Linked DNA regions of Homo sapiens: region 1 is linked to region 2. Evidence: read pairs that join two places in POLR2A ChIA-PET (ENCODE). Cell type or tissue: Panc1. All regions are shown on one strand. Links, peaks and the distances in the headings refer to the core of each region. The heading gives the core; the rest is flanking DNA.

The links. Peaks named below come from ENCODE experiments on the same cell type or tissue, not always from the same donor. Only the 100,000 strongest peaks of a DNase experiment are listed, where the experiment ranks them.
Region 1: POLR2A ChIA-PET joins it to region 2 with 8 read pairs; 3 of 35 experiments call an interaction of 5 or more read pairs at or near these places.

What each region holds. Positions count from the first base shown.
Region 1 is chr7:80,749,741-80,766,263 of GRCh38, reverse strand. SEMA3C (semaphorin 3C) reads left to right here. Exons shown (of 18, transcript NM_006379.5): 13 at 1,021-1,109; 14 at 4,607-4,648; 15 at 7,776-7,933; 16 at 14,928-14,995. Among named protein-coding and RNA genes, the nearest start is that of CD36, 120 kb to the right of the region's middle. RefSeq lists enhancers at 1,509-2,245, 12,471-12,640. In Panc1, for the core only: no CTCF peak of the experiment used is centred there; no DNase peak of the experiment used is centred there; H3K27ac peaks cover 1,868 bases.
Region 2 is chr7:80,807,300-80,822,291 of GRCh38, reverse strand. SEMA3C (semaphorin 3C) reads left to right here. Exons shown (of 18, transcript NM_006379.5): 5 at 3,874-3,993; 6 at 11,591-11,681. Among named protein-coding and RNA genes, the nearest start is that of SEMA3C, 100 kb to the left of the region's middle. In Panc1, for the core only: no CTCF peak of the experiment used is centred there; no DNase peak of the experiment used is centred there; H3K27ac peaks cover 5,057 bases.

The DNA of each region.
Region 1 (16,523 bases), core at 3,230-11,229, 59 kb after region 2:
TGGGGGTGGGGGACTCTGCTCACCTATTCATGTCTGACTAGCTATGTACTGTAACAAACTGACAAATAAAATTGTGTAAATAGTAGAACTTTTCTATGAATAGGTGTCCACACCTGAAATAAAATCAGTTGTGTTTCTTTTTTGAAGATGATTTTGAATGGTGAGTGAAACATTTCACCATGTCGAAAGTCCATCACAGTTACAGACCAAATGTGAATTTTCCAATCCTAGTGACTTATACAGTTATTATAAAAATTCATTTGCAGTCATCTTTCTTCAGATAATGAAATCATTGTTTTAATGTTAACAAAATGAGATTGTCACTTTATAATGTTGGTGTGGAGGAGAAAGTAATATTAATGATCAAACTTAAACTTATGTATTGGCTGGTTACATTGGCTCACCACGCCTGTAATACCAGCACTTTGGGAGGCCAAGGTGGGCGCATCATGAGATCAGGAGATTGAGACCATCCTGGCTAACATGGTGAAACCCCCGTCTCTACTAAAAATACAAAAAATTAGCCAGGCGTGGTGGCGGGCACCTGTAATCCCAGATACCCGGGAGGCTGCAGCAGAACAATCGCTTGAACCCGGAAGGTGGAGGTTGCAGTGACCCAAGATCACGCCACTGCACTCCAGCCTGGGCAAGAGAGCAAGACACTGTCTCAAACAAACAAAACAAAACAAAACAAAACAAAAAAAACTTATGTATTGTATTATAAGAATACACATTTGGTTCCGAACTTTTGACTTAACATTCTTTCCTTCTCTCATAGTTGTAGCTACACCCAATATGTGCAAAATATAAGATATTCATATTAGTTCCCCTTGAATTGTATGTGTTTCAATTTTTATGAGATTTGGAATACATTCAGCACATGGCAGTGGCTTAATACATACAATGTTTTTTGATTACTAAATACTTATGTAAATAATGGTCCAAGTCAGTAGTCCTATGTCTAAATAGCTTTCTTTTAAAAAGTATTGTAACATCTCATTTCTTCTTTTTTTAATTTAGATCGGGGTACTGTGCAAAAAGTGGTTGTTCTTCCTACTAACAACTCTGTCAGTGGCGAGCTCATTCTGGAGGAGCTGGAAGTCTTTAAGGTTTGAACATCTCTTCTATTAATCTCAGAACATGCATGATGAGTGGAATTCTTTAATCTTACAGCCACTTGGGAGGAAACTATATTTGATAAAAGATCAAATAAATGAATGTTATGAATTTTTGAGGGTAGGAAAACACCAGATAAAATAAGAAATACAGAACAAATATTTTTGCAAAGTATTTTCCTACATTTCAAGTTATCTTAAGATAAAAGGATTCTTTCTGTTTTTAAGCTATCATCACAACTTGAAGAATTGTGGTCATCATTATTTTTAAAAAATGAGTTCTAGTTGTCAAGGTCTGGAAGATTTTGCCATGAAAGGGCTTTTATCATTTGCTTCACAAGCCACTGAAACCCAAATACTTTCACATTATTGATTGTTAGATAAGCTTTCTTATATTTTTTTAGCCAGTAATTTCAAGAAAAACGACTTTGTTTTCTCTTATTTTATTGCCTTTAATTCAAATGTCACTTCAGTTAAATAAAACAAATGTTGTCTCTTTACCACTCAGAACTTGAGATTTCATTGTATTATTCTCCTTGTCCTTGAATTTGGGATAAAAAAAGAAAAAAAGGACAGAAAAAAAAACATACACAAGGGAAGTTCAGTACTGTAAGATCTCACCTGGTCAGGGCAGAGTGCATGTTCTTTATGTATCTGTGAGCCAGGAGAGGGGATTTGTGGTGTCCTGCTGTGCCCTTCTCTACTCACAGTGTCAGTCACTGTAGTTCAAGTGGTGCTTTTTATCTGCATTTGGAAAGATGGGTAAAGCGCAGCAGAGGAGCTATTAGAATTGCAAAGAAAGTTTGGCATGGAATCAGTCCTGCTGCAGAACACTATTTCCAACTAAACCAATTAAGAAACAATGGCCCAGACACAACAAAAGACCAGAGTCAGCCTATGACTGAGTAAAAGTAGCACTTGAGAACTCCCAGTAGCAGACTCTTGCTAGTCCAGCAAGTTGCTTTGCTTAGTTGAGTAGACTTAGAATGTATTGACTCATTAGTAGACATTCCCACGGTCACCAAAAATACTGACTTTATAAGCACGTAAGTGGGTAGGGTGCAGTGCTGTTAGATTTAGGTAATACATTTTAAATGTAAAGAAATATAAAATAGAATCAAATAAATTTGAGGAACTCTGGCAAGTTTCCTACTATATTATTAAATTTGTAATTTTTAATGCTAGACTAACTTTGGCACAGGTTCTTTGTGATTGGTGTGTTAAAATCGGGCTCATAAAATGACGTCAATGATATTCAGACAAGTGCTTTTTCATGCCTTGTTTTATAAAGAAATTGATTATTTCACTAGATTAACCAGAATCACATTATATAGAACATATTTTTTTTCTCATTCAACTCAGTAGGGAGAACTTGGCTTGCTAAAATAATACGAAGTGCCTTATTCTGGAGTATTCTTGAAGATAGCAAAAATGTCATATAGCAGCACTTCATTTTTAATACTGAAATATCTCCTTTTGATTATCAGGAAATGTTAATTAAGTGAGCATGACATAAACCTAAACATACATGTTATGGAAAGAAACATGAGTTAGTCTGATCACATGCTAACTACTTATGGTCTGTCATATGAGTTATGCTGGTGTTATCATCTTGAATAATAAACTCTCAGTGGAAAAACAGAGTCAGTCAGAATGCACGTGGGGGACATCAGCCCATGAGACACCAAAAAAAGTCTGAGTTTTCTTACTGATGTGTGTGCCAGTGATTGATATGGCCAAGTCAGGAAACACAGTTACTGAATACAGTTACTGTCTTCAGCATGGTGTTTGTGTCACATTTCTGAGGTGAGGTAAAAATAATTGGGTGTGTATGATACACTGTCATGAGCATGTGAGGAAATAATGCATTTAAATTGAAAAGTTTTCTTAGCTAAGTGTCACACTGATGTACTGCAGAAAATTCAATGTGACTTTGAAAAACCAGGAGCTTTGTTTTTATACAGTGCAGGACCATAATCTCTTCTTTTAGTCCTCTGTTCCACATTTTCTGACAATAAGTCTAGTTCCGCTGAGTTTAACTAGAATTAGAAGTATAACTACTAGTAGCTGCCTAACTGATTATAGGTTGCAGCATTTGTATGTGTGTGTGCATGTGTGTGTACATATTTATAAGGGATGATCAAAAATTGTCACAATGGAGAATTAAAGATATCACTGTTTTCCCTTTTAAAATGTTGGTAAATACATGCAGCTCCAGAAAACAAAATAACGGGGGTACATTTGATTTTGAGAGCTTGTTGCCACTTGAGTTATTCAAATAAAGCTCATGAATCTTAATCACTTTACCAGAAGTCTAATTATTATTATTATTTTTTGAAATGGGTTTCACTCTTGTTACCCAGGCTGGAGTGCCGTGGCACAGTCTTGGCTCACTGCAACCTCTGCCTCCTGGGTTCAAGCAATTCTCCTGCCTTATCCTTCTGAGTAGCTGGGATTACAGGCATGCGCCACCATACTCAGCTAATTTTGTAGTAGAGACAGGGTTTCACTATTTTGGCCAGGCTGGTCTCGAACTCCTGACCTCAGGGTGATCCGCCCGCCTCAGCCTCCCAAAGTGCTGGGATTACAGGCGTGAGCCACTGCACCCCACCAGAAGTCTAATTTTTAATCATTAAAAGTAACTAATAATTTTTAAGAAGTGAAGTTATGAATAATTTGCAAGCATAGTACTATTCCAGAAAATTCTTAGGTTCTTTCATTCATTCACATTTTATCAAAAGAGAACCTTTTCTAACAATATTTTTTTGTTTGCAACAATGAGTATTAACTAGTATGGTTCAGCCTAATATATTGTCTTTCCGAAACAGCACTGGCAGGTGAACAATAGTGTCTTATGCAGAGTGCTTGTGTTGCGGAGGAATTAGATGGTGTACCATTCCACATCTTTCTCCACCTGAGTCCGTGGATCCAATTCTGAATTATTTGTCGGATTGAATATTCCAAAAATTTCCTTCTCAGATTTTCATTTTTTGTTCTAATGCCTATATTGATACATGTGTTTTAATTACCACTCTTTTTTTTTTTTTTTTTTTTTTATTGAGACGGAGTTTTGCTCTTGTTGCCCAGGCTGGAGTGCAATGGTGCAATCTCGGCTCACTACAACCTTCGCCTCCCAGGTTCAAGCAATTCTCCTGCCTCAGCCTCCTGAGTAGCTGGGATTACAGGTGCCCACCACCATGCCCGGCTAATTTTTGTATTTTTAGTAGAGCTGGGGTTTCACCATGTTGGCGAGGCTGGTCTCAAATTTTAGGTATATATCTGTGTAACAACTCTATCCTTAGTTTCTAAAGAGGAAGTGTACTTTATAGACAAGTATATGCAAATGTATTTTATATAACAAGTAATTTTAAAGTAGATGTATATATAAAGAAAAGTGATTTCTTCTTGAGATTTAATAGAAAAAAAATCTGAATGTAAAATCCTTTTAAGCAATATTTGAGCAACTAACATGTTGTTTTCTAATATTTTAGAATCATGCTCCTATAACAACAATGAAAATTTCATCTAAAAAGGTAAAAACTAAGCTATTTTATGTTCTTTGCTTATTGAAATGTTTTGTTGTTATGAAAAATTATATTTTATAACTTCTGAATAATTAGTTATCGTACTAACAAAATAAAGAGTACTACTTAAAGTATACCGCAAAGTCACCTTTAATTTTGATGTAGAACTTACAAGGTATTAGTGAAAGACCGAATAGGTTTATTTTTGTATAAAAGTTTGTCGGAGCAGAACATATATACAGCAAGATATTCCAACATTTTGTATATCTGATTTTCTCAAATATTACGGTGTGTGAAGCCAACCGAAATAAAAATAATCTTTCTGGGAAGAATTTAGCATAAAGTTTGGGCTACTCTATAACATCACAACATTGTTAGAGGCTTGGAATGAGTAATCAATCCTGAGTTCCTGCTGTTGTCACATATTTGAAATGCACAGTGTATTCTTTTATGCTTATTTTTAAGGAAATATTATTTCCTAGGATTTAAACATGTCAAAAAAAAGAAAAGTCTCAAATTTAAGGGTTCAGGAATTGGAAAAGAAATATTTGATTGTAATTGAAATCCTCAAATTAATTGTCTGATTTGTCCCTACACATGTAAATATACAATGATCATTGAAATAAAAAGTACAATTCCAATATATACATGAGCAAACCATGTACCTCTCCATTTCCAAAAGGTATTATTTAAAAAACAAATTTTAAGGTACAGAGTAATATAGTGAGAATGGAGTAGGCTTCCAAATAGGCTTGGCATGCATTTGCATCCCAATCTGACCATAATGTACAAACAAATCATGTAACTTCACTGACCTGAGTTTCTACATTTGTAAGGTAATGCTCTTCTCACAAACAAGTTAATTTATATAAATTACCTAGAATAAAGTGGATCCTCAGTAAATGCTGTCTGTAAAAGCCTGAGACCTATTTTTCTTGGAATACACAGTAAAGGTTTTATGTGTTAGCACAACCGATTACATGATTCTGGAGCTCTTCACCATATTTGGTTTGTTACAGATGAAGTGGTATTTTATAGTCAGTCTTACACTCTTTTGACATCACTGAATTTTATGAGGGAAAATAAATAAGGTACAATGGAGCTAACGATCTCATCTGTAAAAATGTTTGTATGGTGCATAACAAACATTTTCCCAAGTAACGAGAAGCCATTCGTCATTTTGTCTAATGTCCTAGGGAGTGGATCTCAAGTCAGGATTGTCTTTGAAGTCAGCAGGGAAGCCCTTTGTTTACAGTAGTTAATGGAAAGAGAAAGTAGCAGGGCAGGATTCAAAATGGACACAAAGCCATTTGTGTGGCATAGTAATCCTGTATGCAAGTTTTAACTATATTTAGTTATGTATTACATCTGTCTTCAACGTCTTAAATTGTAGATAATTTAAAATGTCTCATTAAAACAGTGAGATTCAAGGCAAGGATAATTATTTGACTTTTTGGAAATCATTTGTACAACTGCATACTGCATCATTTTTTTCAGTGCGAGAGGACTACAAATTGTTAATGACATCTTATGTGTATTTAAATAACTTTCTCAGTGTTTCCCATTTTATTATCCATCTTATGCTCTCTTATTTTTTAATTTGTTCTTTTACTCCATGTAACAGAAAATAGTACGCTTAATAAAAAGTATACTATCTAGAATGAAACTACCTGTGTCCTACACTCAAATATACTAGTATCCTTAAAGTATTTTAATGAAGCTGATAAATTTGCTGTATTATTTACTAATTTACTCGATAAACATTTATTTCAAATGTGCCTGGACAAATGGTTATTGTGAAAACACGCAGTTGTTTTCTTGTAGTTTGAATGTTTCAACTGGAGATCAGTCAATTTCAGCACAATTTCTGAAAAGTCAATTGATGTGAATAAAATTATTAGATGTAGTAGAGTGAGATGTGATTCAAATAATTGATTAGAATTGAAAACATGTATTGCTAGTTTAACTGGTATTTTACTGTACTTTTTACCATTAATTAACATTCATTGAGCAACTTGTGAGCCAGAAACTATTCCAAGCATTTTATGTGGAGGAAAACCTTACAACATTTATTTCTTACAAAAACTCCATATGGTAAGTGCTGTGTTATCCTAATTTTACTAGTGAGGAGGCTGTGATTCAGAAAAGTTACACAGCAAATTTGTAGGTGAGCTGAGATTTGAATCTAGGAAGTCTGGTTCCAGAGTTTCAGAGCCTGGCGGGCCCATGGTGTCTCCAGAGATTTAATTTTTAAATGTATATGTATGTGCATGTGTGTGTATCTGTACATGGAGGAGTACACACACACCCATACAACTGCATCAGGTTTCAGCTTACAGATTCTGTGCTAACTTGAGTTATATCAGTCCTTTGGAAAGTAAGGAGTATCAATTAGAGACTCATTCCTTCAGCTCCTGAGAACCATATTATGCACAGCTAAAGGAATCAAACCATTATCTTGGAAGCAGTAGACATCCTACAATTGAAGGAGGATGAAATCTTCATCCATGAGGTTTTTAGGATGATGAAGATCAGTGGATCAAGCAGAATTTTAAGACGTTTAAATATAAATACCGATATTATTCTAAATAATTATTTTTAAGTAGTTTTAATGAGTAACATGCAACTTTCAAAGGCATGTGACCAAAATATTCTTTTTTATTTCATCCAGTACTTACTATTTACCATTTTTTCCTTCTAAACTTAAAATGCCCTTTATTTTAAACCAGACTTTCTCAAATTTACAAAGTAACGTGTTGCCCCACTTGAAAAATAAGAATGCTTCCTTGTGCTTTGCTAAGATACAGCATTCAAAGAAAAAAAGTCATAACTTAAATCTGTAATATGTTAGCTCCAATCTGAGAGAACAATGAATCCCAATGTCTAAAACACATTACCATTCTATATGGTGCTTTGAGCTTTTCTTTTTTAACAGAAAAGTGGTAATGCTATAGGCATATTAATGTAGGAAAATTCTATTTATTTTGGCTTCATACCCTTCTGTGCTTTGCTTCATGTTTTTAATCGGTTCCAAAATGAATCCAAGGGTTTGTGGGCATATATTATAATGTGTTCCTGCTGAAAGTCTTCTTTTAACTTCCACATCTGAAATAAATCATCATCATTCCTTTAATAGCAACAGTTGTATGTGAGTTCCAATGAAGGGGTTTCCCAGGTATCTCTGCACCGCTGCCACATCTATGGTACAGCCTGTGCTGACTGCTGCCTGGCGCGGGACCCTTATTGCGCCTGGGATGGCCATTCCTGTTCCAGATTCTACCCAACTGGGAAACGGTGAGCACTAAACACTCGGCTCAACATCCAAATGTAGGACACCAGACAATACAGAAGTGTTTCACATCTTTAGAATTAGTTCTATTGCTGTTTCCTTAAATGACATTAAAGGTAGAAGCTATGTTTAACACCACACATAGTCTTTGAATGAAGAAAATGGTAATGTGTTATAACTTGAGATTCTCACAGATATGGTAAATCCAGAGTACAGTACTTTGGAAAGAGTCCTTTCTCCCTTCAAAGCTCCTCTGTAACACCTACTCCCCTAGGACTCATCAAATATTTCAAGTAGCATTTAGCTTTTTGCATTTTTTGTATCACCTAATTTATATCTTTTTAATTTTATTTATTATTTATTTATTTTTGAGATGAAGTCTCGCTCTGTCACCCAGGCTGGAGTGCAATGGTGCGATCTTGGCTCACTGCAACCTCTGCCTCCTGGGTTCAAGCAATCCTCTGCCTCAGCCTCCCGAGTAGCTGGGATTACAGGTGCCCACCACTATGCCCAGCTCATTTTTGTATTTTTAGTAGATGGGGTTTCACCATCTTGGCCAGGCTGGCCTTGAACTCCTGACCTCGTGATCCACCTGCCTTGGCCTCCCAAAGTGCTGGGATTACAGGCGTGAGCCACCGCTCCCGGCCGTCTTTTTTATTTTATATGCTTTAGTGTAGCCTTAAAACCCACCTTCCTAGGATTTCTCTACATTGCTTAATTATCTTGTAAACAAGGATACAATATAATTATCTTATAATGCTGGTTCTAGTTCAAGCTACAGGAGTATTATTTCAGCATGGATACCTTGATTTGCTTTCAAAACCTTGATGACCATGCTTTATCCTTGGAGTGGTGAGTGCATGATTACTGGTTAGGTTAAGAAAGAAAGTCAGTCTGAGGCAGGGTACTTTTTATCCAAGTAGAATTCTAGGTGGGAAACTGCATCGACTTGTACCAAGTTGGAAGGAACCATGAGTAGAGAAATTGAAAAGGAATATGCAGAATTCAGAGTCAACCAAGGTCATAGGTATTTTCAGTCATACAGTGACATAGGTCATGATGGTGACAAGGCTAAAACCTTTGAAAATTAGGGTTAGCAGAGGGAGCAAATAGTAGCAGCCATGAGCACCAATGATCTTTCAAGTAAAGCACTGGGGTGATGGTGCTTTATGGTTTTTATTCTCTACATTCCTTTGAGGACCTTGACAGATTGTAACAACCCTAGAGCTTTTGTGTATTAAAAGTATTCTGATCCTCTTATTCATTAGTTCAACAAATATTTTCACTGGAAATATATTTTCCAGGCATTGTTTTAGAAGCTAGGCATATAACAGGAAAAAAGACAAAAATCTCTGTCTTCAGGGATAATGCATTCTAAAGAGAAAAGATCGATAATAAATAAATAAGGAAAACCTCTGGTATATCAAATAATAACACGATCTGTGAATTTAAAAAGGGCAGAGAAGGTAGGTACAATAAGTGGTAAGCAGGAGGTCGTGATGTTAAATGGGTGGGTGTCAGAAAGGGCGTTACTGCGGACATACTGTGTGAGCAAGGACTTCATGTGGAATGGCACCAAGACGTTATCTAGCAGAATAACATTCCAGGAAGAGGGACCAGAAATCTCTAATACTGGAGTATGTCAGGATTGCTCAAGAAACAGCCCTAAAGCTAGTGAGGCTGCCCTGAAATGAGAAAAGGAACGATAGGAAGAAATGAGGTCAGAATGCCACATGATGTCAGACTTTGTAAGTAATTGAAAAGTTTTTATTTAAAGTGAAATGGAAAACAGCTGAGGAGCTGTGACCATGTGAATGATACTGTTTGGCTTTGGTTTCAAAAGATAACTGGTTGGATTTGGCTTGCATTGAAGCCCTGGGGTAGGAAGAGGTTGGAGGCAGAAGGGAAGGGGTGGCAGAAGCTGCATGACAGGAGGCTACTGTCTTCGTCTAGGTGAGATATAATGGTGGCTTGTAGAGGGATAATAAAGGAAGAGGTGGCAAAAAAAAAATGGTCTGATGCTTGACAGCTCACAGAATCTATTGATATATTTGGATGTGGGAGGTTAGAGAAATAGAGGAGTCAAAAATGATCCAAGTTGTCAGAACTGAACATTAGGATTTATGTAGATGTCACTTCCTGAGAAAGAAGAGACTGTGAAAGGAGCAGGTTTGTGAGGAAAAAGAGGATGTTACATGAATGGTATCTATAAGATGTTCACACACGGATATTGAGTAGGCAGTTAGAAATATGAATCTGGAGTAGAGAGGAGTGGCCTGGGCTGGATCACTTGAGAGTCTTAATGGCATGAGATAGGAAGAGAACTCCCACTCTTTAAACCAGGAGTCTCGTAGATGCGTTCCAAGACTGTGTTCCTCCATGTTAATTTGGGCGCTAGTGAGGAGGTCCCTGACTTCTTTTGATGTCTATCTAGAATTTCTAGACATCATTACTCTGTGATCTTTCATCTTAATATGGGGCTGGAGGCCTAAACCTGGACAGTGTGAGGGAGGCAAATTTCAAATGTAATCTCACATAAGTGATTTTTGTGGCCACTGTTGGTATTTTTCAACCATATTTGTTTTTCACTGCCAAATATGATAGTAGTGATATTAGATTAGCATAGCTCTTAGTAAGGTGATACTATTTACTTAGCAAGATGTTCTAAAAATTTGCCTCTCTAACACCTGCAATATAATCTTCAATCTATTAAGCAGATATAGTACTGAAGGAAGCTGAAGCACTATACCTTCCAAGGAAGAAAGGGATATAGGGACTATAAATGGACTTTTACCATAGTTGTATAGGTATACCAGTTATTATATAATGTAAGGAAACTGGACATCAGTACTCCTTCTCAGCAAAGACTTGTTTTGACCAACAAGCATTTTTGTATAACAAATAATATTTCTCAAGTAAAAGTCCATACTGTATATAGACTGTCATTGCATACTAGATATACTTTTTTACATTTTAGAAGTTTATGCTCAATATGGGCTAGCTCATTTGTTTGCATGTTTTCCCACCTATTACAACCCCAGGTATCCTTTCTAAGATGTGTGCTTAAATATACATTGTCATTCTACCACCACAAATTATAATTTTAATCATACTTTTTTAATAAACAAAGAAATGAGTCTATCATGCAGTTCTTTGCATTTACAATATCATGCCTGATATTAAACTATGAATAATGGATAGAGAAGGAAAGTAGTAGCTATTTAAAGAGTTATCTTGGCTAGGTGCAGTGGCTTATGCCTGTAGTCCCAGCACTTTGGGAGGCCGAAGCAGGCAGATCACTTGAGGTCAGGAGTTTAAGACCAGCCTAGCCAACATGGCAAAACCCCATCTCTACTAAAAATACAAAAAAAAAAAAAACAAAAAAAAACAATTCGCCAGGCATGGTGGCAGGCATCTGTAATCCCAGATACTTGGGAGGCTGAGGCAGGAGAATCATTTGAACCCTTGTGGCGGAGATTGCAGTGAGCTGAGATCGCGCCATTGCACTCTAGCCTGGGAGACAGAGTGAGACTCTGTCTAAAACAACAACAACAACAACAACAAACAGCTATCTTGATTATCTCCAGCAGTGCCTTAATTCTGTCATGAAAAGCCTGAAAATGCTACATATATAAAAAATATGCCTGAGCCTACCCGTATTTATCTTTGACTAGCATATTGGAAGTTTCACTAAAAATATCTACGGTATTTACATTCTCCAAATTATGTCCTAACTTAGTTAAGCAAGTATTTATAGTAAATACAAAACATGTTAGTGAATGAATTAACTATTTTGTAAATTCCCATATGAGTTTTTCATTTTCCTTTGAAGATAATGGATTTGGAGTACTTTTCCACATTTATTTTCTTTAGTAGTGTTAATTTACCTAGTTTTGTGCTGATGCCACTCTCTAAGCAAAACACGAAGATCACTTAGAGGATTTCATAGAAATAAAAAGCAAAAAACTATTTTCTTTGTGTACAAACAGAGAAATACAGTTATACTTGGAAATTGGTGGAATCCATACTTTGACATAATGAAGTTGGTAAATATCATTGGCTCAATAGTCTCCGTTTTTAAAAAAAACTATAGTAAACATGCCGGGCGCAGTGGCCCACACCTGTAATCCCAGCACTTTGCGAGGCCGAGGCAGGCGGATTGCCTGAGGTCAGGAGTTGGAGAGCAGCCTGACCAACATGGTGAAACCCCGTCTCTACTAAAAATACAAAATTAGCCGGGCATGGTGGCGCATGCCTGTAATCCCAACTACTCAGGAGGCTGAGGCAGGGGAGTCGCTTGAACCTGGGAGGCGGAGATTGCAGCGAGCCGAGATTGCACCACTGCACTCCAGCCTGGGCAATAAGAGTGAAACTCTGTCTCAAAAAACAAACAAACAAACAAACAAACAAAACTCTAGTAAACAATAAAAGCATTTTTTTCATTTTCACTCTCAAGTCTCTTAAATATTTGTGGATTTGTATCAAATATTGCAGTATAGTCTCTAACAGTATTTGTTCTGGATTCAGACAAGTAGTTAGAAACTTTATTAAGACAAGATAATCAGACCAATTTTCAAATAAATGTCTTTTCTATAAAAAATGATTTCATTGTTTATCCAAAAGAATTTACTGTTGTGGATGAAACATGGGAAACTTGAACCAAATTCCAAGTTCTACATGCAATACAATATTACTCTGCCTACCAGCATGTTTTTTTGATGCTATGTGAGTGCCATGGAGGGAATCTACACATAAAAAATGCTCAGATGGCTGCCTTGCTGATCTCATGATTTAAGCCAAGCCATAACAATGTTTTTTTCTGCATTTCAATGTCTAGAAGCTATGTGATACTGTAAATTGAGATTGCCCAGCTTGAGAGTTTGTATACATGAATAAACCATTACATAGTGTTGATCACAGGACAATAAATTTAGCCATTGTGGATGATATTGCTTGCCTAGATGGCTGAAAACGCTCTCATGATGCTCATATAATATATACTCAGAAGTTGGCTGTAGGAAAATAATGCTGGACTTCAAAATATAGCAAATGTTATGCAGTAAAAACTTGATATGCGAGCTATTCTAGAATACACTACCATATTAATCATATTTCCTGAGATGAAAGTGGCTAACACTTTCACTGTTTTCGTGTGTACAGAAATACACAATCGGTACGGGTCACGTGACTTTGGAAAAGGAATACTTAGGTGGTACAAAATTTTATACCTATTCTACCATAAGTAGATTTCTACAGTCCATTGTGTACATGAAGTAGTGTTTTCTTTAGCTAGAAAATGAGCTTTTTTTCACTATCAATGACTTTGTGATTAATTTTTCTTTGTAAGTTTAATATCTACTGTGTGCTTTTAATATTTCTGTTCTTGCTGAATATTTTATCTTTAAAAGTATGAAGAAAGACTTAGCATTTAACCCAATTAAGTGATATGCTCACTCGAGTATACTTTTCGGTGTTGATAGTAAGCAATCGATTTAGGCTGGTATTCACAATATTTAAAGAGTCACCTTCTGACTTTTAACAATGTGTGATGCTCAGAGGATTGCAGCTGCTCTACGTCGACTTCTTAGACTACATAATACCACTGAAAGTCAGGTACTTAGTGAATCTAAGACTCACGAAATTAAATAATTTGAATACAACTTAGAACTTATTTAAATAATGACCAGTTTGCAAATATTGTATTTTTTTTTTTTTTTTTTTGAGATGGAGTCTCACCCTGTGACCCAGGCTGGAGTGCAGTGGCGTGATCTCAGCTCACCACAACCTCCACCTCCTGGGTTCAAGCGATTCTCCTGCCTCAGCATCCTGAATAGCTGGGACCACCATGCTACCATGCACCACCATGCCCAGCTAATTTTTGTATTTTTAGTAGAGACGGGGTTTTACTGTGTTGGCCAGGCTGATTTCAAACTCCTGACCTCATGATCCGCCCACCTCAGCCTCCCAAAGTGCTGGGATTACAGGCGTGAGCCACCGCACCTGGCCCAATGTAACTAAATTTTTGAAATGCTTAAGCTAATAATACGTAACAACTAAATGCAAAGGATGAAACTTGACTGGAAGCTGGTTAACTTAAATCCATAAGAGATATTTTGGGAACAACTAGAGAAATTTTAATATAGAATATGCATTAGATTATGTTGTTAAATATCAATATATTTAGATAATTATATTGTTATGTTGAAATATTGTCGTTGAAAAACACATGCTAAAGCACTTACGGGTGAAGCATTATTGTATCTGTAACTTATTTTCTAAAGGCTTTCATAGGTGTGGATCCACAGCATATACATGATATATATTTGCATGTGAGAGAGAAAGAAATTAATGTGGCAAAATATAACAATTTGTGAATCTAGGTATACCAGTATTCATTTTACTCATATCTGTACTTTTCTGTAGACTTGAAATTTTCAAAATAAAAAGTTGGGGACAACATGCTTATTCTAGTAAATGAAATTAACTTTTTATTAAATGTCCCTATTTTTATCTCTATTGCTTGTTTCAGAAAAGTTTTAATATATCTAGAAACAGAAAACATTGACTTTTGTAAGAAACAAGTATGTTTATTTAAGACAAGCTATTATAAAAAGGAAAATGCTACGGAGTTTATACTTTGGATGTTATTGTTTTAGAAAATTTAGGCTGAATTTCTCTAAACTAAAAATTTACACTATTAATTAGAGAAGGTAGCATTTACTCAGGATATGCATGCAGCAGGCGATTCATAGCCATTTCATCATGAATGGTAGATGGGAAAACTTACTCAGATTGAAAAGCAAAGATAAGTACCCCCCCTCATTATTGATAAATTGTATAAGAAATGTGAGATAGCTGCATCAATCAGAACTCTTTTTAAAAAATTTTATGAAAGCTTAGCAATAAAAAGGGTGCAAAGTTTAAAATTACAGTGTTTTAAGAGTGGTGTAATTGGCAGTGATAATTCTCAGTCACTTTTATGTATTTCTGCACTTGCAGGAGGAGCCGAAGACAAGATGTGAGACATGGAAACCCACTGACTCAATGCAGAGGATTTAATCTAAAAGGTATTAAAAGTGAGCAATGGCCAATCTCAGTGAACAGTAGCAATGCTCCGTATCACATTTCAGTAAGGGGAAACATTGTCATAGATTCAGGCGTTTCACTTTCAAAAATATTTATTATAACAATTCTGGGTATTTATATAGGGTAATTAAAACTTAAAGGCTTTTTGTATGTATACTGAGAATCGTGTAAAACAAATGTCTGGGAACACGCATACTTCAAGTATGTTAGCTGGTAGGTCTTTCTCGCAGATCGTAATTACAGATTTTCTTAGCTACTATTTTCTTTCTGAAGAAAACCTATTTTCCATTTTAAGATTTACCACTGAAGAACCCTTAGAACAGCATTTTTTTACTGCAGTAAATATACATAACATAAAATTTACTATTTTAACCATTTTAAAGTTTACAGTTCTGTGGCATTAAGCATATTTACATTGTTGTGCAACATACTGCCAGTCACGTCTGGATATTTTTCATCTTCCCCAACTGAAACTAGACCCGTTAAATACCACCTAACCATTACCTCTTCCCTCCAGCCCTTAGAAACCACCATTCTACTTCTTTATGAATTCTTATGAATTCAACTTCTCTAGATACCTCATATAGGTGGAATTATACAATATTTGTCCTTTTGTGACTGGCTTATTTCACTTAGCCTAAAGTCTTCAAGGTCCATTTATATTGTAAAATATATTACAATTTTCTTCATGTTTAAGGATGAATTGTATTTTATCATGTGTGCATATATATAATGTGTGTGTGTGTATGTGTGTGTGTGTGTGTGTGTGTGTGTGTATATATATATATATATATATATATATATATATATATATGTACGTATGTATGTAGGTAAGCCATATTTTGTTTATCCATTCATCCATCACTGGCCACTTGGTTTGCTTCCATCTTTTGGATATAGTGAGAATCCTGCTATGAACATGGGTGTACTATAGTGCCTGTTGACAATCCTGCTTTATGTCCCTCAATTAAACTAATTCCTTCCTTCCCATTCTGACATGAAGTTACCATGTTACAATACTTTTCCTGCCTCAGTCCCACCAAGTAAAAGTATTTCCAAGCAGACCTTCCTTGTGGCTCGTCAAGGTGCTACAGGTGTGCTGTTTCAAAAATTAACAGTGAGACTCCTATTTCTAATCCTTTTGAGTCTGTGCTTTCCTTTAGTAAAAAATGGCATTCTTTTTACTAACTATTCTAACTGCAAAGAGCAAATTAAGACAGATTTTGCTTACTTGTTCCATACATCTAGTTGAGGGAATAAATTCAAGTTACCATTTCTCCATTTGCTATTTTATAAAAGTGTATCAGTTCCCATTAATAGTAGTAGTTGTCATAGTGGTAAGAATAATGGCAGTGGAGGTAACATCAAACAAATATTGATGCTGACTTTGTGTCAGAACCTGAGCTAAGTGCTTTTTTATGATTATTTCACTCAATGCTCAAGAAGCCATACTAGAGTCTTATTATTCCTGCTTTATTAGTGAGGATTCTGTCCATGTCTAAGCTACCA
Region 2 (14,992 bases), core at 2-8,001:
TCTTTACCCCTAGATCAGCATTACTTAATGCCTTTCTTTCCTTCTACGGTACATTTAAAAATACAGTCCTATTGCAGTATCTACCACAGCCTGATACATTATGCTCTCCTTTCTTTAAAAGCAGGCATTGATTGAGTCTATTCATTCCACTGTTGCTAGTACCATATGTAGTGCCTCGCATAGAATGACTTCAGCACATATTTGCAGGATGGAATTGACACTATTGCAGTAGTCTAGGTCAGAAACGAAGGCAGCACAATGGAAATGGAAAGAACCTGGATAATCATTTTCAATAGTTAACTCAGCTGAATTGTTTTTCCTTTTGTGGTCTTGTGTGTGGGGAGGGGCAGGGAGCACATTGAGCAACAGATAGTGTGGGAATCTGCTCATTGCTAATCAGAATCTTATAGAAAAGCTGCACAGTGGAGAGTGGCCATGGTTCAAGTCCCAGTTTAGTTACTTATTAAAACTAGAACTCTTTATTTAACCTCTCTGGGACTCAAATTTCCTCATCACTAAAATGGAGTATTGATAAATTGGAGCACTGTTATGAGAATTAAGCAATCGACATCAAAGGATTAAGAGCTCTGTGAATATTAATAAATGTTACAAAAACTAAAAAGTTATATCAGTATTAACTTATAAAAACAACTGTGCATCCTGGCTAACATGATGAAACCCCGTCTCTACTAAAAATACAAAAAATTAGCCGGGCGTGGTGGCACATGCCTGTAGTCCCAGCTACTCGGGAGGCTGAGGCAGGAGAATTTCTTGAACCCGGGAAGCGGAGGTTGCAGTGAGCAGAGATCGCACCACTGCACTCCAGCCTGGGTAGCAGAGCGACACTCTGTCGCCCACCCCCCCAAAAAAAAACAACTGTGGACTTCTCGTCCAATGACAAATTATAAAGCAGCTAAAAGTACAGGATTCAATGTTAGAGACGTATGTGTTTGTAAATCTGCTTTAGTTACTACCTATATGGTCTCAAACAGGTTATTTTTTTAAAAAACTCAAGTTTATTTTTCTAAAAGGGACTGAGTTATGGTAAAAACCTGAATGAATATGTGTAAAGTGCCTAAGTAGCATACAGTAAGTGTTAAATAAATGTCAGCTATAAAGGTAAAAATCAAACTTTCTAGAGGTAAAAATAAAAGGTAAAATATACAATATGATTATTTCACAGTCTAGGATGTAATAAACTCTAAATAAATATTAGTCATAATAAGCAGATAGATATATACATGAAATGAGTATAGTTGGCATTTGAAATATAAACGAGATGTTATTGACTTCTTTCATTTTACCAATACCAGTAATTCATGAAAGTACATTGACATCCATAAGACCCAAGATGAGAGAGACATAACCTGTTATTAAAGGAATTGGATTGAATTATTTATATCTTATGGGGAAATATTGTATACAGAATCCCAGAATGACTAAACTTGAATGTGAAAAAAATATGCATGTGTCTCATTCCTCATAGATTCCCTTTACATAGACATATTATAAACACACATATCTCATCTGTGTGTTTTCTTCAGAAACATGTTATCATCTGTAGTTATGTAATCAATTTCCAGGTACCTCTATAAACAGGTGTCAAGATAAAATGACACTGTGTATTTAACAAAAATCCTTAATGTCTTAAAAATAAAGTGTATGGTCTGGTCTATAAGGATTAATTTCTTTGACTAGAGTTAATGATTGATTATTTAATAATAAAAATCTATCATAGAAACATCTGTATAAAATTACTGCATAAATAAAAGTATATATTTGCTGGCAAGTAATAATGAATATAAAAGGAAAAAATGATGGAAAATGTAAAATAATATTGACTTTAATTTTAACTTCTATTTTAGCAACATTTATTTTGTTTTAGTTTTAAATAATATAAATAATAGATATGGTTTATAAAAAAATAGGAGAGGCCAGGCATGGTGGCTCACACCTGTAATCCCAGCACTTTGGGAGGCCGAGGCGGGTGGTTCATGAGGTCAGGAGATCGAGACCATCCTGGCTAACACAGTGAAACCCCGTCTCTACTAAAAATACAAAAAAAAATTAGCTGGGTATGGTGGCACATGCCTGTAATCCCAGCTACTTGGGAGGCTGAGGCAGGAGAATCACTTGAACCCAGGAGGCAGAGGTTGCAGTGAGCTGAGATCACGCCACAGCACACCAGCCTGGGCAACAGAGCAAGACTCTGTCTCTAAAAAAAAAAAAAAAAAAAAGGAGCATACATGGTACCTAGCAGGGGGAAAAGCAACATATATTTTCTGACCACCCAGGGAAAAATTACTGTTAACTTTTGATGTCTTTCTTTATAGTTTTTTATAAAAATGCTGTCTCTAATATACAATCATTTTATTAATGTTCTTTGAGAGAATGACTTCATGAAGTCATTCAATCTCAGGCTTGATTGAATTATAGTCAGCAAAGGATAGTGAAGCTAGTAACTGTGGAACATTTGGTGGTTAATTTGGTCACAGAGATCTGCATCTAGGGCTGACTGTTTCTGTGCTCCAGCAAGGTCACAGTCAATTGAGAATTACAATAATTATTCTGTTTCATTGGGTGAATAAATGACAGCCTTGCCTTTACTTGAACTGGGAGCAAGTGAGAAAGGAGTTTCTACAAGAGAAGAAAGGAGTATTTTAGGAGATCCAGGGCAAAGAGATTGATTATGTCATTCCTCATAGAAGGCAATCATTATGCTGGCATTTTGTTGGAGATTAGTTTTATTTGCCAATTCTTAAGGTGAATAGTGTCTGCCATTGTGCACTAATGGTAATATGGAACTTGTATAGGCACAGGTGCATTCAGAACATGTTTGTATAATGTGTGTGTGTTCAATGTTTTAAGGAAAACTTAAGGAAAAATAACTTCTGTGTGTTAATTTGTAAACTTTCTCAGGTAAAGAATACATTTATAAAGTTTCAGGATGTAAAAATTTAGACAGTGTTGTAATACAAGAATAATGAAATATAGCATTTTACTTACTATCTGCGGTGGATTATATTTCTCTTGAAATAAATCAGTGGAATAAGCCATGTTGTTTTAATATTTCTGGAAACACGTCTTTTAACAATAAAAAAATGGAGCAGAAAGGAAAATGTATAGCAAAGTATTGCCAAATAATATTTGCATTGATATGTATAAATTTGAGAGCATTTTCAAATGAAGTATTAGAATTAGTCCAGATTAAAACAGAAATAGAAAAAGCAGGGCATGTATGACAACTCTGTTCAATTGCATTCTACAAGGGTAGAGATTTTTGTGTTTTTCTCAGTAAGGATGCCCAGAGAATTTGACTATACCCTGGCAAATAGTAGGTAATCAGTAAATGTTTGTTGACTGACTGTTTCTGTAATAATGTTTTGACTATTCCTGAGCCACTGTTTTTCTTAATATTTGATTTGTTACTTCTACAAGTTAGATAAGTACTCTCAAATTACCTTTAAGAGGTGCAAATATACTAATAGTTCCCCAAAGATATGGCCTAATACAAACTTGTCCAACCTGTGGCCCAAGGGCCTCATGCAACCCAGGACAGCTTTGAATGTGGCCCAGCACAAATTCGTAAACTTTTTAAAAACATGAGATTTTTGGGGGGATTTTTATTTTTATTTTTATTTTTTTAGCTCATCAGCTATTGTTAGTGTTAGCGTATTTTATGTGTGGCCCAAGACAATTCTTCTTCCAGTGTGGCCTAGGGAAGCCAAAAGATTGGACGCCCCTGGACTAATACATCAAAAGTTTATGTCACCTCATTGTTACTTATCATACAAGATCTCAGGTTAACATAGCTAACTGAAATAACAATGAAAGTCATTGAGTTACTAACTGCTTATTTACTGATTCTTTTAGCACGGCTGTGGGAACTTTGTCCGTGTAATTCAGACTTTCAATCGCACACATTTGTATGTCTGTGGGAGTGGCGCTTTCAGTCCTGTCTGTACTTACTTGAACAGAGGGAGGAGATCAGAGGTAAGTATAACTATTTAACATTCTTAGTTTTGATATTAGTGTCAAGGATTTTTGAAACTGTATTTTAGAGTAAAAACTTGGACATATCAATATTCATAAAATATTTTCATGCCCTTTAAATACAAACTATATTACATTTTTTCCTGTCTGCCAAGTTACTTGAAGTATCACCTTTTGCCTTCAGCTAAAAAAGTATATATATTTTTATGTGTATTATATGTGTGTGTGTGTGTGTGTGTGTATACTTTTAGTTGGAGGCAACTATATAGTTTTAGTGTATATGTATATATTTTTAGTATATCTATTTTATTTGTAAAGCTGTAAAAGATGAAAGAAAAATGTTATAATTTCAAGATTACTTGAATGTAATACAGTAATAATATTTGCTCCAAATTATAGAAATATTGTAGCATAAACTTAACCTTCTCAAATCTAGTGTAATTTCTTGTCTTTCAAATTCAATAAAATTTTATAAATATATATCTGTAAAAGATGTATAAAGTGGGATGCCAAGTGTCTGCTGAAAAGAACTTGATGTAATTAACAAATCATACTTTTATCTTAGACCAACATCATCCTACATTAGGCTATTCCAGCCTTATTCTTAAATTAGTTAAGGTGATATGCGGCATTATGGTATGATGTTTGCTAAACACTAGTCAAATATATAGCTAATGTATAGTCAAATATGAGGCTGGTTGAACTTCACCTGTGCTACTTAAGCCTGTCTTTGTTATCCCAGTCCACAGCTGTTGACTAAGGAAAGTACATTACACCAAGAGAGTTACTACTCATTCTTTTAGTCAAACATGTTGTTTTACTTAACATAATTATTTTAAAAACTGAATTTTCAAACTTGGTTTGGTTTTATTATGCAACTTAAATATAGAAAGTCCAGTTTTTAAATAATATTTTAATTTGATTTTAGAGATTAGAATTTTGAAAAAAATAAATATGTCTACTGATCTAAAGCTTATTTTCCTTTAACAAGGATTAATCTATTTTAGTTCTAATATGACTGAACAATGTTTTTTTAAGTTGTTTTTCAGACATGTAATTTATACATAAGTATCTTTTAATGAATAAAAAGTCATTTAAAAATAACTAATTATAATTTGACCCCAAAATGAGACATTTTTTAATGTGGTTCAAGATGCTATGAAATATTACAATTCTTACAGGAAAAGTAAAGTTATGCTTTTTGGAAGAATACAGTTGGCTGCATTGAGCTTGTCATTAAAACCACATGCCTGTGATCAATTGATTAAGTAAACTACTGCCTTAGACGTCTGCAATCTGTCAGACACTTCCCTGAAGTCTGTGCAGTCACTGTACAGGCCAACAATAGCATAGCCATTTTCAGAGCACAGATTTCAAATAAAATTATTTTCCCATGTACGAATTGCCCACTATGCACTTCAAAGCTTAATTGGAAATTCTGTCCAAAAAAATAATCTCCTTTGGAAAACCAGCATGGAATACATTTTAATCACTTTGCTAAATATGAACTACTTTAGTCTCACTTCAAAAGATACGTTTCAAAGGAGAAGCAGTTTCATTAATGAATCTCTGAAATAATACGTGAACATCTTAAGAGCCAATTTAGGTATGAACAGGGTTATGATTTTTAAGCTTTATAAAATGTAGTCCTTGATAGTTCACTCTAGTCGGAGAGTTTCACCATAACATCACTTTTATATATTTGTAGTATAAAAGCCATATTGTAAATATAGAACTACACAGTTTAATCAATCTTACAATGGATTTGTTTTCTTTTAGTTTAGGATAAAAGATCTCCTAGCATAAAATGACCACGTGATGCAGAAAGTTTTATTTTGAGAGAATTCTTCTCTATCACTAAGATTGTATTTTGTAATGACCATGGGTGATACTTACTGCTGACCCTCTTGTATTATTATTAAGAGATGACATTTTTCATCTATTCAAACCTAATTTTGAATAGAAGGTGAACCAAGTTAGGTTGGCAGAGTTACTTTAATTATTCAGTTTTATATCTGGGACATTACCTACCATCCTTCATTGGTCTGTGTTCATAGATATTCATTGGTTCTAGGGGAATATTTGATGAGCCTACTTCGTGTTTGGAGCATCACATGCTTTTGTTATACCCCATTTCTCTTCTATTATTTGCGAGACTGATTCAGAGCTTTCTGAGATTTCAACAGTACTCACTCACCTAAAGAGCCTGGAATCCTTGCTACATGAAGACCTAACCACGGTTCTTCTCCTGTGTCTACTATCTTTACTCCTTGTCTTCTGTTCCTGGAAAAAGATAAAGCAATACAAGTGAATCATGACTTTAAATGAATGAATAAAACATCAACAAAAATGGTGATTGGTTAATTTTGCAACAAATTCTTGGAATATTACCACATCTTATCTTTGATTTCATCAGATGTTTTCATAACATCTGTTTCAACACCCAGATACCAATTAAGCTCCCCTGACCCTGACCCTTATCAAGCAGATAACTTTACCTTAGACTGACCAAGAATATCACAGGTGACCAAGAGTGTCATAGGTATCAAAATTATCCCCTATGCTTTTTGAATGAAATTTGCCACCAATCTAGTCTGTTTCAGTATCTTTTTGTAGGATTTTTTCTGTTTCAGAAGAAAAATTATACATTTTCTGTATTAAGTTCTTTGATAAATAACCTTCATCACTCTGTTTTATATCTTCATTCCCTTTCCTCTACATTTACTTTTTTTTTTTTTTTTTTTGCCCATTTAAAGAAAGGATTGGGTTTCTTTCCCTTAAAATCCTTTTTTTGGTTCTGTGACTTCTTTTTTCTAATTTTCTCCTTTCTCTTTTACTTCATTACTAAGCTTCTCAGAGTAGGAGGCTGAATTTCCAGCTTTTGTGCTCCTAATCTCTATGCCTTTATTCATCCTTTCTAATATTTCACTCCTACACATTAACTAAAACTGTTTAATTAATGGCAGATTCCTCAGTGACCAAATTGACTCCCTCATTTTGTATCCCTTCTCCTAGAACGATCTGTGACATTAAATTCCACCATTCATGCTCTGTATTTTTCATTGCCTTTATTGACGTCTGTGACCATAGGACACTTTGCTATGCCTACTTTTTAATTTTTCACCACCTACTCTCTATTATTTTCTCTCATTGTTCAATCCAGAAATATTCATTTAATGAGAATAAAAGCAGAATCAAAATCATGTTGAAGCTACTTTAAAGCTTTAAAGACCTTAAAAGCTTTAAAGGCTACTTATATGTCAACAGAGAAGTAAATTGGAACAATCTTCAGCAGAAAATGGCAGGAACAGAATTGTGTTGTCACTTATGTGTTAGGTAACAGATGATTTGTGGCACGGTGCGTGGGGGGTGGAAAAGTTGTAGGAGATTAGTTTGAGAGTTGACATAGAAGACCACAAAAGAGATCGTTGTACTCAGGTGATAGCAATGGTGACAGAGAGTATAAAATGGTATGAAGTATAAAATAGTATAGATGATGTTGATGGATTTGGATAAGGAAAAGGAAATGATATAAATGCTGACACTTTTCTTGTTTGTTATTTTCAGCCTCTTTAATTGTGTAGTTGCCATGAACTGAGATGAGAATGAAGAGACCATGTATAGGGTAAAGATTATAAGCCTGAGTTTGGTCTGTTGAATGAGAGATCCCATGGAAAGATCCAATTAGTGATATCAAGTAGGCCGTTAAATATAAGACTGAGTATATACACGTGTGAGTCATTGTTTTATAAGAGTAACTGGAGCCCAAGAAAAGTGTGGATTTAATTATGCAGAGAGGGAGTTAGAGTAAAAAGAAAAGAATGACGGTGGTTGAGACTTGAGGGTCTCCTAACTTTAATGGCCAATTAGAGGAACATGAACTTACAAACAAGCCTAAAAAGAACAGGCAGGGCTGGGCGCGGTGGCTCACGCCTGTAATCACAGCACTTAGGGAGGCCGAGGCGGGCAGATCATGACGTCAGGAGATCAAGACCATCCTGGCTAACATGGTGAAATCCCATCTCTACTAAAAATACAAAAAATTAGCTGGGCGTGGTGGCAGGTACCTGTAGTCCCAGCTACTTGGGAGGCTGGCAGGAGAATGGCGTGAACCCGGGAGGCGGAGCTCGCCAGTGAGCTGAGATCGTGGCCACTGAACTCCAGCCTGGGCGACAGAGCGAGACTCTGTCTTAAATAAAAAAAAAAAGAAAAAAGAAAAAAAAAAGGAACAGAGAAAGAGGGGTGGGGAAAAAAAGACTATGTTGGTTCTGGGAAATAAAAATAAGTCATTGTAAAAACATAGAAGTTTTCAACTATTCCAAGCGCCATTGAGAATCCAAGTAAAATGAGGTCTAAAAAATAAGCACTGAGTTTTGTACCATAATTGTCATTAAAGATCTTATCAATAAGTGTTTCAATGCAATAATTGACGTTAGACGCTGAATTAAAGTGGATTGAAAATAAAATGACAAGTCAGAAAATGGTGGTGAGGATGTACGTAATTCCCTGAGAAGTGTGGTTTATAAGGAGAATGGTATATGGGAGCTGAAGGGGTTGTTTAAATAATGGCATAAAGCCTCCAATTATTAAGATGAAAGTATGTATCAAAGAAACACAAGGAATAATGGAAATCTAAGGTGCCTAAAAAGACGAGATAAGATGAAATCCAAAGCAATGAAATCCAAAGAATTGGCCTCAAAGTAAGAGAACTAGTCTCATGTATTAGTGGATATATCAATATAATATTACATTACTAAATATGATATTTGTGTGTTTAGTAGTGAGGAGTTGAAGATATATCATTTAAGGGCTTTGCTTTCTCTGCAAAGTAGCAATAATGTGAGTTGAGAATAAGTTAGGGGATCAGAAAAATCAGGATTTGGCTTTAGTGGCAAAGGCCTGAAATTTTTGATGACAGAACCAGTTGTGATAAGAGAATCTTTGAAAGGCCACTGTACATTGTAGGGGATCCACTTGTGGTTGGTGATCACAAATCTGTAATGTATTGAATTTACTTTTTTAGGTTGCCTTCTACAAAATGTTTAGTAGTTTGGAGGCAAGTATGGAGAATGTAGATAGATGTATTCCTTTAGGGTGTGGATGCAATGAAAAAAGTCATACATTCAAGGAATCGAATGTTGTGTCAAAATTTATTGAAATTAAAAAATTTATTGAAATTAAAAATGGAATCTGGCCAGGCACAGTGGCTCATGTCTGTAATCCCAGCACTTTGGGAGGCCAAGGCGGGCAGATCACTTGAGCCCAGGGGTTTTAGACCAGCCCGGGGAACATGGCGAAAGCCCCGTCTCTATTAAAAAAAAAAAAAAAAAAAAAAAATACAAAAAATAGCCAGGCGTGGTGGTGCTTCCCTGTAGTCCTAGCCACTCCAGAGCCTGAGGCATGAGAATCGCTTGAACCTGGGATGTGGAGGTTGCCGTAAGCCGAGATCGCACCACTGCACTTCAGCCCAGGTGACAGAGCTAGACCCTGTCTTTAAAAGACAAACAAACAACAACAACAACAAAAACATGCAATCAAAGTCAAAAAGAGAAAAGCCTAACGAACTGGGGAGAAACAGAGAAGATTTCTCAGGAGACAAGTTTTAGGAATTATTTCAGGGTGCTTGAGATAGTTATTAGGTAGACCACATCTGCTCCTGGTGGGGGTGATCTAGATCTAGAGTGCTGTGCAATGTAGGAGTAGGTCAGTTGAGAGCAAATGGTACCTAAACAACCTTACCAATTCCTGCAAGACGAACTCTCACTTATTTGGTCAAATCAGTCTCCAGCTCTAGAACCGCAACAAGGCTTACTATTTTTTTTGTTGTTTGTTTTTCTTCTGGTTTATGATTATTGATTTAGTTTAGTGGTTACATGAATGAAGATCTTTTGGAAATCGGATTCACTAGGAGTCAGGAGACTGAATTCAAATTGTGCTATTATCAGCCTTTAACTACGTGGTCTTCTGGACAAGTCATATTTTTTCATCACCTGTAGAGTGACTTCATTGATGAAGATCTTAGGATGCTCAGAAAGAACCTTTTTAGGCTGGAGGACTGTGATTCTTTTTAGGCTCTATTATTCTCTATTATGTTTAGGGAGGTCCTGCAGTAGTATAGAAACTCAAACAACTATGTATTAGCTTTATTTTTTCAAGGAGTCAAAACTTTAGAATCATCTTTGTTTTCCTGAGTATGATCAATTAGAAATTGGTTGTGATTGATTATCACAAATATATAGTTGTTTGGATTTACCTTTTTAGGTTACCTTTTACAAAACAGTAGTTTGGAGGCATGTACAGAGAATGTAATAGATGTATCCTTTCAGGATGTGGAGGCAATGTGAAAAGGACAACAAGTACAATGAAATTAGAACCACTGAATTATAACTGATGCCCACCTCTGTTGATTGCGACTATATAAATTTTCTTACATCTCTGCTGCTCTTACCTTGACCACTGAAAACATGCCATGTCAGATTATTACCTCCTAATCTCTGGACTCTTGTAATAGGAAACTAACCAATTTTCCTGAATGCAGTGCCTGTTTTTATACATTTCATTCCCAATCTCCTTAAAGCTCAAGATAAAGTCCAACTTTCTAGGGCAAGGTTTTGATCTTTCCATTTCCACACTCAAAAATATTATTGACTTCATATTTCTTTCAGGATAACTTTCAAAAATCTTAGCTTGATAATTAAGATTCCTTATCATCTTATTTGACCTTATTAAAATGGTCATTTTTTTTTTACTTTGAATTTTGGTAGGGGGCTTGTACTAACTTTATGTAAGAAAAAGGTACATATTTATACTGACAAGATATTTCTTCTTGGTGAGGCTAAAACCATTGAATCTATTGCCCCCAATCTATAGTCTTCTCTCTTCCCTTTTCCTGCTTAACTTTCCTTCTCAGTAGCAAGCACTATCTAACATATTCCATATTTCCATATTTTAATTATTTATTACCTTTCTTACTAGGTTATAAATTACTTGAGGACAAAGATTTTAGTGTATTTTGTTTGCAATATCCCCAGTGTTTAGTCAGTTTCTGGTACATGGCAGATGCTCAGTGAATTTTTGTTAAATAAAGTCATGAGTAAATGACACATTTTAAATATGAATTATGAATTATTTTGTTGAATCTTGTACAATGCTTTATATGATAAAATTAAACAGTAACATAAAATGCTATTTTTAAAAAAATCTTAATTATTTTGAAAATAGTATAGTCCTTACATAGATTGTTCCTCTGTGGACAGTTTTCTTCTTTTGGCTGATGTTCAACGCATCTAGTTGAGATTTATAATAATACTTGGTTTTCAAGTGATTTTTGCTGATGTTGATTTGAGGAGAACGACTTCTTGGATCAGCTCTCTGGGGAGTGCAATAGAAAGAGGGCTAGCCCTGCTGAGGTTAGCTTGTAATTACAGATCGATTCTTCTCATAGTTTGAGTAAATCTTAATGTAGTAAATTGGAAGGCATAATAAGCAACCAACTAGAAAGCATATTAATTTTAATGATGCTTTGTTTTACTAATGAACAATTGTCTTCACTAAATAAGTTATCATTGCCACATTTTAAATTTTATCTACAATAAAGGACCAAGTTTTCATGATTGACTCCAAGTGTGAATCTGGAAAAGGACGCTGCTCTTTCAACCCCAACGTGAACACGGTGTCTGTTATGATCAGTAAGTAGACAACGAAAGAGGGAGGATTAAACATAAAATAACATGGAAAATTAGCTTGACATGGTATACCTATTCTTGATGGTTGTGTGGATGATAGTATGTGAGTAAAATAATATGAAGAAAGTTGTGAGCTGAGAAATAGAGAGTTCAGTTTCTCATTTGTAAGAATATTTATGATTAAATAATAAGCATGTAACTTATGACAGTTTTGTCATTCCCAGAGTAGGCCAAGCATTTTTTATAAGTGTGTATATGTATACTTATATATTATCATAAAGTAGTTTTCAGTGTTTTCTGTAATTGTTTGTAGTATTAACTACACCCACTTTTTCTCATGTTTTAGTATTTTTTTCTTTACCTTTCATTATTTTTTATTTGTTTTTAGTTGACAAATAATAATTGTATATATTTATAGGATACAATGTGGTGTTTTGATCTATGTATACATAATGGAAGAATTCAGTCAAGCCAATTGACATATCCATTACCTCGCCCACGTATTTTTTTGTGGTGAGAATGTTAAAAATCTATTTTTAAGCAATTCGGAAATATGCAATAAATTTTATTTACTGTCACCATGGTCACTGTGCAGTATAGTAGATCACTAAAACTGATTCCTTGGATAAACATCTTTTTTTTTGCCCCTCCCTCTGTCCTCCAGCCCCTGATAATTAACCTTTCTACCCTCTGTTTCTATGAGATCAACTTTTTTAGATTCCACATGTAAGTGAGATCACACCTTATTTGTCTTTCTGTGCCTGGCTTATTTCCCTTAGTGTAATGTCCTCCAGTTCCATCCATGTTGTCATAAGTGACAAAATTTCATTCTTTTTTAAGGCTGTATAGTATTCCATCGTGTATATATGTACCATGTTTTTAAAAATCCATTCATATGTTGATGAACACTTAGGTTGCTTCCATGTCTTAGCTTTTGTGAATAATGCTGAAATGAACATGGGAGTATAGACAATGAAATACCACCTCACACCTGTTTGAATGGCTGTTATCAAAAATACAAATGATAACAAGCATTGGGAAGGATATGGAGAAGAGGAAATTGTGTACATTGTTGGTGGGAATGTAAATTAGTACAGCTATTTTGGGAAATGGTATGAACATTCCCCCAAAAACTAAAAGTAGAATCACCATATGATCCAGCATTTCCTCTTCTGGGTATATATCCAAAGGAATTGAAACCAGTATGTCAAAGAGTTGTCTGCACTCCTGTGTTTTAGTAATCTTTTAGAAATGGTTAAAGGGGTGTTTTTTCAAAGGAAAGATGAACAAAGTGCACGTGTTAGCCAAGTTCATTCTCTGTGGATTGTCTAAAAATTGCTATGCCAAAAAGGAGATGGTAATAAAGCTATTTTTTCATTTTTTCACTTTACACAAAATATCAGTTAAGCAGCGGGCCTAATTGCTTAATGATCCACACATTGACAAGACGATTTTTAAACCTCAGTCATTGAATACCTATGACTCACTTAAACAACATTCTCTTTTGATTGAGACACTTTAAAAATATGTCTGAGTTAGCCGGGCACAGTGGTTCATGCCTGTAATCCCAGCACTTTGGGAGGCCGAGGTGGGTGAATCACCGAAGGCTGGAAGTTCGAGACCAGCCTGACCAACATGGAGAAATTCTGTCTCTACTAAAAATACAAAAAAATGAGCCGGGCGTGGTGGCGTGCACCTGTAATCCCAGCTACTCAGGAGGCTGAGGCAGGAGAATCACTTGAACCTGGGAGGCAGAGGTTGTGGTGAGCCGAGATCACGACATTACACTCCAGCCTGGGCAACAAGAGTGAAACTCTGTCTCTGAGTTGTCATGTGTTGACCAAGTAACAAATGTTGGATTTTAGTATGTCATACGTATAGTAGACGTCTTTTCCTCTTTGCTTTTTTTTAATGTATTGCCAGCATTAAAATTTCATCTTTCAACCATAGAACAGGTAAAAAATAATTATTGTGTTCAAAATGCTTGCTTTGGTTCATTTAAATAGATAACTCATCTTTCTTTCTCATATCTGGAAATTACATTAAGACAGGTAAACCTTGGAAGTTATTCAGTGAATTGCTTGAATATCGGCATTCAAGTCGGACAGGGAGGAGCCAAAAGTATATCATTTAGGACATAAAGTTAGCTTTGAAACTACAAAGTTATCCAATTATGACCTATGCAAGGCATGTTTCCAAATATTTAATAGAAGCAGTGTTTTGGAAATTCTTTTCTCCATTAGGAAGGAAACTTTATTCACCTTCAGAAACCATGTGGTGTGTTTGATAGTAATTAAATATATATATAGTTTTCATTTGTTTCCTTTTAAATGCTGCAAAAATAAACCTCAAGGATCTGTTCACATAGCTGCTACTGGAGTTTTATCTCATTGAATATTCTTTAGAATAATAAGGATTAGAACAAGGCATTATAAATTTTCTTGCTAAATTATCTTAAGTCATTTAATAGTCTTGCCCTTAGAGAATTGGATTTGTTTCCAAAATAGGAGTTAGACATTGGCCTTCTTTGTTTTTCAAGGACCTGAGAGTTGAATTCCTATGCTCATGTTCCTATACTACTTTTAACATTTGAGTAACTTTACATTTTGTAATCAAATGAAAGTCACTAAACAATTTGCTTGCCTTGAAAACTGACAGTAAAAAGAACAAAAAGCTTTATAAGATTGTAGTTATCATTTTATTCATCCAATTGATTATCCCTCTCAAATTATCTCCTGTGATTTCTGTGGTCATCTCCCTTAACCATGTAATAGTACTTTATCATTTCCATTCAAGCGCAGTGTGCTAATAAAAGCACAGATTGCTTAAGATATTTATATCTATTAAATGACCAGAAACCTGAAGAATTAGAATTCCAAATTTCATGATGTAGTTTTGCAAGTTCAGTGTGCTTTTGCTATTTTCAGTCACTGCTGTAGGCAACAACGAAGTCAGATGTTATCTTTTAAAGAGCCTACATAACTTTATGAAGTTTTTCTAGTCAGTAGAAATACAGTTGGAAAGCAAAATGTTTTTGAAATAAAGCTAAAAGGCACAAGTTTATTTCTGCATAAGGTCATGCAAAAAATCCTCTCAAGATTGTTACCAAAGTGACATTTATCAAAAATTTCTTATTGATATAAAATGAAGCAGAAAGTTCCTTACTTGCTGTTAAAATTACTGCGAATTTAAGATAGGAAATGAAGCCAATTAGATGTGCAGGCTTATGTAATGTTTGAGACATGACTAATAAGGTGGTATGAAGTAGGATTAGAATTAGCCCTCTCTGCCATACACTAACTTCTTAGTATCTT